2 separate regions of the Mus musculus genome follow, and region 1 is linked to region 2. The links are chromatin loops, found by intact Hi-C in ENCODE. Cell type or tissue: left cerebral cortex. All regions are shown on one strand. Links, peaks and the distances in the headings refer to the core of each region. The heading gives the core; the rest is flanking DNA. Region 1 has its middle 5.3 kb from the start of Gm38790. Region 2 holds the start of Chrm2 (cholinergic receptor, muscarinic 2, cardiac).

Region 1 (2,919 bases), core at 249-2,748, 380 kb after region 2:
TGCCAAAAAAAGGAAAAAAAAATCTAGTCTCATCAAACAAAGACAAATTTAACTTTAGCAAGAAAAGACACGTCAGAGAGGGAGTGTCCCATGTAGGGAAGCAAATAAAGAGGGGAAGAGGAGAAAGACACTGTGTGCATATACTCCCCCCTCCACTGCACACAGATGCCTGTGTGAAAAGATGTGAGCTGATGAGGAATTTCAACCCAGGAAGGGGCATGTTCAAATTGACTTCCGAAGAGGGTCTCTCTAACTACAATACTGGGGATGCCTCAAAGGTACAGGGAACATCTATGGGAAAAGGGCATGACATGGATAGAGTTTAGGTAAATTTACTAAGGAACTGTCTAGCCTATATGAGCTGAGGGGTTAGAATGAGGTTTGAAGTGCTGAGCAGCCCTGGGAGTTCATCACACAGTGGAACCACACCAACCTGCTCTCAACTCAAGGCATCGCTTGTGCTTGGAATCATCGCTTACACTATTTCACTGCAAGTTGAATAAGCCTTGTGTTGTATGCTGCAATTCCTACTCTAACATCTAATTTTAGAGCCCATCAGTGGTTCATTATCATCAGATTTAAAAGGGCAGAAAACTATTACCCATACACACAACCCCAGTCCATACCTGATCCTCTGTTTCTCAACTAAATCAAGATGAGGTTGCTTAATCAACATCAGCCGACCAACACGATCATATAACTTCTCAACTGTAAATTCCCCACTTATAAAGCCTAGCAATGAAGAAGCATGCATCTCTAAGGTGTTCTTAAAAGTAAGATCCAATCCAATAGAAGATGAATTGATTTGGTATAACCATAGTATTTATTAATGCCGAGTCAACTGTATCTGTACGATGCATCTCATCAGGGTTCTCTAATCAGGACACTGAGGGGCTTTGTGAACCAGGGTCACCCAAATATTTCTCAGGTTGATGAGCAAGGTGGAATGGTGTATAAAAATGAGACCTGGTTCTAGGCCTGGTTTGTGTCTTAGATTACTAGCTGTGTACTTAATAAAAAGTCAGTTCCTGGTCTCAGACTTCATTTTATTATCAATAAAATGAAGACTGTGCACGCTAAAATCATTTCCAAGTTTGATGTTCTGTGCCTTGGACAATTTCCCTGAACTGTTATTTCATGCTTTAATTTTCATCAACTCTAGCAAGGGAGGTTCCTAGACCTCCAGTATGTTAGGTCAACAGAGATAATGAGGTTGGGAAATAGAGCTACCATTGCCTCTCTCCTTGCTGCTCCAACCAATATTAGATACAAGGAAATGCTTCAGTAGTCAGACAGCATATTCTAAGGGTGTCAAGATTTACAACACATTTCTCAGGAAAGAAATGCTTTGCTAAGAAGGGAAAAGTGAAACTTTTATTCTGCACACCTGGGATTAAGCATGTCTTTCACGCACTCTGTTACTATGGTTTGGAACAAAGCATGGGCAAAACAAACAACATCTGATAGAATCCCATTACCTACTGTACTAGATCACAGCTTGCAACTTAAGAGCTCTGCCCTCTAGTGGACAAGCTTTTCAGCTGCAAGTTTCTTTTACTAGGTCAGAGAGTCCCATTCAGCATTGCTTGCATTTGTGGCCTGGTCTGAATCTTATCTGATACTGTATCAAAGGCACAAGACTTGAGAATAGAGTCCCAACACTGAGAATTACATGAGGAGCACTGTGGTACTTGGTGAGTTTAGGAATGAGTCCTGATTCCTCTCTGTTAGGCACTATGCTAAGTGGTTAAATAAATGCAATTTACATCACACAACCTTCATACCAGGAAAACTGTATTGTACCTATCCATTTTGGTTCCTGAAACCTGCTAGTCCATTGGACACTGAAACCAACAATAGCAAGAAAGCATGTAAGTGAATGGATAAAAAGAAATAATTCCATGACATTTCTCTGCTTGTCGATCACTTTTCACACTTGTCCAGTGCACTCTCAGAGCTTCTAAGTAAACACTCTTAGGTGAAATTTTAATATCTAACTTCAGACTCATTGCTAACAAACTGAAGTACTAAAAATGGGTCTTTAAAATCCCTAGACTCAAGAATGCACACACACACGAGAGAGAGAGAGAGAGAGAGAGAGAGAGAGAGAGAGAGAGAAACAAAAAAGTCAGATAACTAAATAAGAAAATAAAGCTAGTTCTAAAAATATCTTGTAAATATAGAAATATAGATGTAAGTAGGTTAACCATAGAAGTAGGTACAAGAGTGTCATTTTAAAATTAGTCAAACTTAGGATGGCACCCCTTACCAACAATTCTTTCTAGATGCTATTTCTCCTTGGTAAAAATGAATTACTATACAATTTTTTGAGGGGCCACATAAGAGTGATTTGCTATCCATTTTACTTCCTGTTCATTGTCCTGTATTATGTTATTGCCATAGATGCTTATGCCCTTCCTCATTTAAAGCATAATTTTTTTACTCCTCTCAAACCCTAAGACACACACAAGCCTAACTGCATACATACAGCAGCCAGCTGTTTAAGAAAGCCTTGCTCCATACAATGTGTGTGTGTTCCTCTCTTCAGCACAACCTTGAACCCATTTTTGAAATTAGAAGTCTACTCAGGGTTTCCAAAAGAAGACAAATTTGTCTTAGAGACTTAGTAAATGACTAGATCATCCTCTCCAGTGATACTGTGTACTCATGAGGAAATGCCACATGCAAGAGTAGTGAGAACACAGGGTGAGGAGCAAACACCAGAAGCCAGAGTGACAATTGGGGAGAGAGGCTAATTAGAAGGCTGGGACAAAGTTCAGAAGCATGGTTTATTCTTTGAAGACTCACATTTTATTTATCTATCTATCTATCTATCTATCTATCTATCTATCTATCTATCTATGTATCTATCTATCTATCTATCTATCTATCTATCTATCTACCTACCTACATATCCAT
Region 2 (2,919 bases), core at 133-2,632:
AAGGTCCGGGAACAACAGCACTAAACCTGTCGTCCTCACCAGAAGGCTCTCTCCCAAGGCGGAGTCAGGGGACAGCGTGGAGTGGTGGCGAGAGGGGCCTCCACCCTAAATGCAATGTGCCCAGACCCTAGGGTATAAGGGGAGCTTAAGGGGGATGGGTGAGCGGCAGGAGAGACTGAGCTCTACTTGCCTTTCCCACGGCAGCATCTGGAGTTGGGGGGCGGGGGGATGAAGAGGACCAGAGTGTGGTAGCGAGGGTGAGGGGGTGCCAAGCTCAAAGACAGCCATACTGGAGTATCGGCGCTCACAGGCTGCTTTTTGCCACATTCCACTGGACTTAGCTATCCCAATGGTTTCCCCCGCCCCAGCTTTGAAACCCCTCCTTCTTTCAGACCCGCCAAGGTACGTGTCCTCTCCAGCAAGCCCCAGATGCCAAAGTTTCCATTGGAAAACCTGCACGTGTCAGGGACCACCAAACAATTCTTGCAAACCCAGACCCTCTGCGGCCAGGGTCGGGTGATGGGGAGGAGCTGCGAGGTACCAGGGCCCTTGATATGGACAATTAGAGAACCATGGTATAGCAGAGTCTTTACCTGTCACTGACTTAGTCGCCCGGGGCTGCGATCTGGTGGAGTCTGGCTGGAGCGAGGAGCCTTTGGCGGGCTCAGGTTGGACCGGTTTGGGAGCGAGCGGCACAGCTCGGAGTCCTCAGCTGGTTGCCCGCTTGCCTTCTCCCTGGATCTTGCGAGAGAAAAGCGAAAGATTAGTTGTCGCCACCGCACTTAGACGGGTGGGGCAAGGGAGGCGGGGAGACTGCGGACCCCAAGGCTCAGAGAAGGCTGCGGGGCATTTCACATGGGTCGTATCACTCGGCTAATCTGGGACCCCAATTAGACAATTCGGACTGGAGTTAAATTACATCTGTCTGCCGCCTTGAGCATCACACCCCCAAAACACAGGCAAATAAGACTTTCAAACCTGGCTTTCAGGAAGATGACAGTTAACACCGAAACAGAAAGGAGACCTGGGTGTGGAGAAGAGCTGGGCGGGCTTCATTTCTTCACCCTAGTGCCGGGGAAGTAGTAATTAGTGTCTGGGAGCTGCGCTCCTCCACTTCTCCCAGTGCCTCTGGCGATTTCCAAGTGGGATCTGCGACTTCAGGGCTCTGGCCAAGCCCGCAGGCTGGCGTGTGCGTGTGTGCGTGTGTGCGAATGAGTGTGTCTGTGCCCCCGCGTGCCTGCTCCCGGGAACTGGTCTCCTCGCCCTCACCCGCTGTGTGTAGCAGCAGAGCGAGAGTGGTGCCTCTATTTGTGCGTTTGTGTTCGATTAGCTGCAATGGGCGGACAGTTTCTGGAGAGAGCATTTACAATTTTCTTTCGTTCTGACAGGATTAGTTGCCGTTGAAGGGGGCTCCGCCAATGAAATCTTCTCTGCGCTCTGATTTGGCGGTTCTTCGGTGCAAATATGACAGCTTTCTCTCTCAGCTCTTTTCTGCATCTCTCCATGTCCGACCCCGGAGCCCAGTTCTCGGTCTGCAATTTCTACACCACAACCTTTGCAATCACCACCACCACCACCCCTAGGTCCCATGTCAGCAGGTGCCAGGTTGCTACAAAGGTGACAGGGCACATTGGGAAGAAGGCTTGTTGATTGCAGAAGATACTTATGCCCCGTGTTTCCAGGTGGGGAAATGTTAGAATAAATGTACTTTGTACTAAATATATAGTCATGGAGAATTGTTCAGATTGTTTATTTCTTTCTTTGATGCTAACTAATGTATTAGAAAGAAACAGATATTTATCTGTCTTTGCTGTTTTTTTTTCTTTCTTCCCAAACAGGTCGATGCCTGTGTGTTCCATCAGTTAATGGGGAGTAGTAGTTAAGAGAGTGTACTAGTGAGGTGTTGGTGAGGTGGGATTTTGCTGTCTATCGAGGAAAATAAAAGATGTGAACTTCCTGTGTTCAGAGCATGGACTAATTTTTGCCTTCATTTATTTTAATGAGAAATTCTTTCCCAGATTTATACCCATTGTTTGAAAGTATGGAACTTATTTGATAATATCATAATGTGATTATTCTAAGGTGTCGTTGAGGACAATTGCTCTTGATGATGTATATTGTATCTGATGACATAAATATGTGCTACCGAATGAGGCTTTCATTGCCAAATAGAATTAAAGAAGGAGTCATTGGAACCTTAAACTAAGTAACAAAGAACAGGACCTATCTCTTTTTTGATCGCAGAGACAGAGAAATTGCTATTTATTATGCTCAATGGAATTCAGCTCAGTTCGTGTTGCCCTGTCCTTGGCTGGGTGTTAAAGAGCACACAGAATAATGAAACCACGGTTCCTTTTCTTTCTGAGTTTCTCATCTTTGAGAATAAATACCCACATGAAGCTCTTGTAGAGAGGCTGACCATCAACACTATAAATTATACACTAATATAAATTCATTGGTGAATGAAAATCCTACAGCTATGCCTAAGTAGGACTGACACAGATTCAATTTTGCTGGATAAAAGCCATCCTGGTGTAAAGGATGGTAAGGGTATGTCGTTGCCCTCTGAGTCCCACGCAGGCATTTTAGTCTTGTTTGAGAAAGGCAGTTCTGAACATTATCGCCCTCAATCTACCCCAGAACTAGGTTTCAGTCAGTAAGCAGCTGATTCTTATTTTCATTTTCCCCCCTTCTCTGTTGGGTACTACAGAACGTAAGTTCACAAACATTCTATCTGCTCCTATCTCTAAGACGCCTTCAGAAATTCACATTGTCATAACATGCCTGAGGTTTTTGTGAATGCACTTGTGCATGCTTGCATGGTTGTGCACACACACTCACACACACACACACACACACACACACACACACACACACACACACACTGAAACTGAACAACAACAAAAAGAAGAAGAAGCT

What was found. Peaks named below come from ENCODE experiments on the same cell type or tissue, not always from the same donor. Only the 100,000 strongest peaks of a DNase experiment are listed, where the experiment ranks them.
Region 1: it touches region 2 in a loop (2.8-fold over the local background); 5 of 42 quality-filtered maps call a loop at or near these places.

Annotation. Positions count from the first base shown.
Region 1 is chr6:36,003,492-36,006,410 of GRCm38, reverse strand. No RefSeq gene overlaps it. Among named protein-coding and RNA genes, the nearest start is that of Gm38790, 5.3 kb to the right of the region's middle. In left cerebral cortex, for the core only: a CTCF peak has its summit at 1,528 (motif pointing left); a DNase peak (open chromatin) is centred at 1,529.
Region 2 is chr6:36,386,426-36,389,344 of GRCm38, reverse strand. It overlaps Chrm2 (cholinergic receptor, muscarinic 2, cardiac), which reads right to left and starts at 1,261. Exons shown (of 3, transcript NM_203491.3): 1 at 979-1,261; 2 at 594-741. 9330158H04Rik (RIKEN cDNA 9330158H04 gene) reads left to right here and starts at 1,111. Exons shown (of 6, transcript NR_015589.1): 1 at 1,111-1,189; 2 at 1,389-1,682. In left cerebral cortex, for the core only: no CTCF peak of the experiment used is centred there; DNase peaks (open chromatin) are centred at 259, 719, 1,258 and 1,335; H3K4me3 peaks cover 1,646 bases; H3K27ac peaks cover 1,118 bases.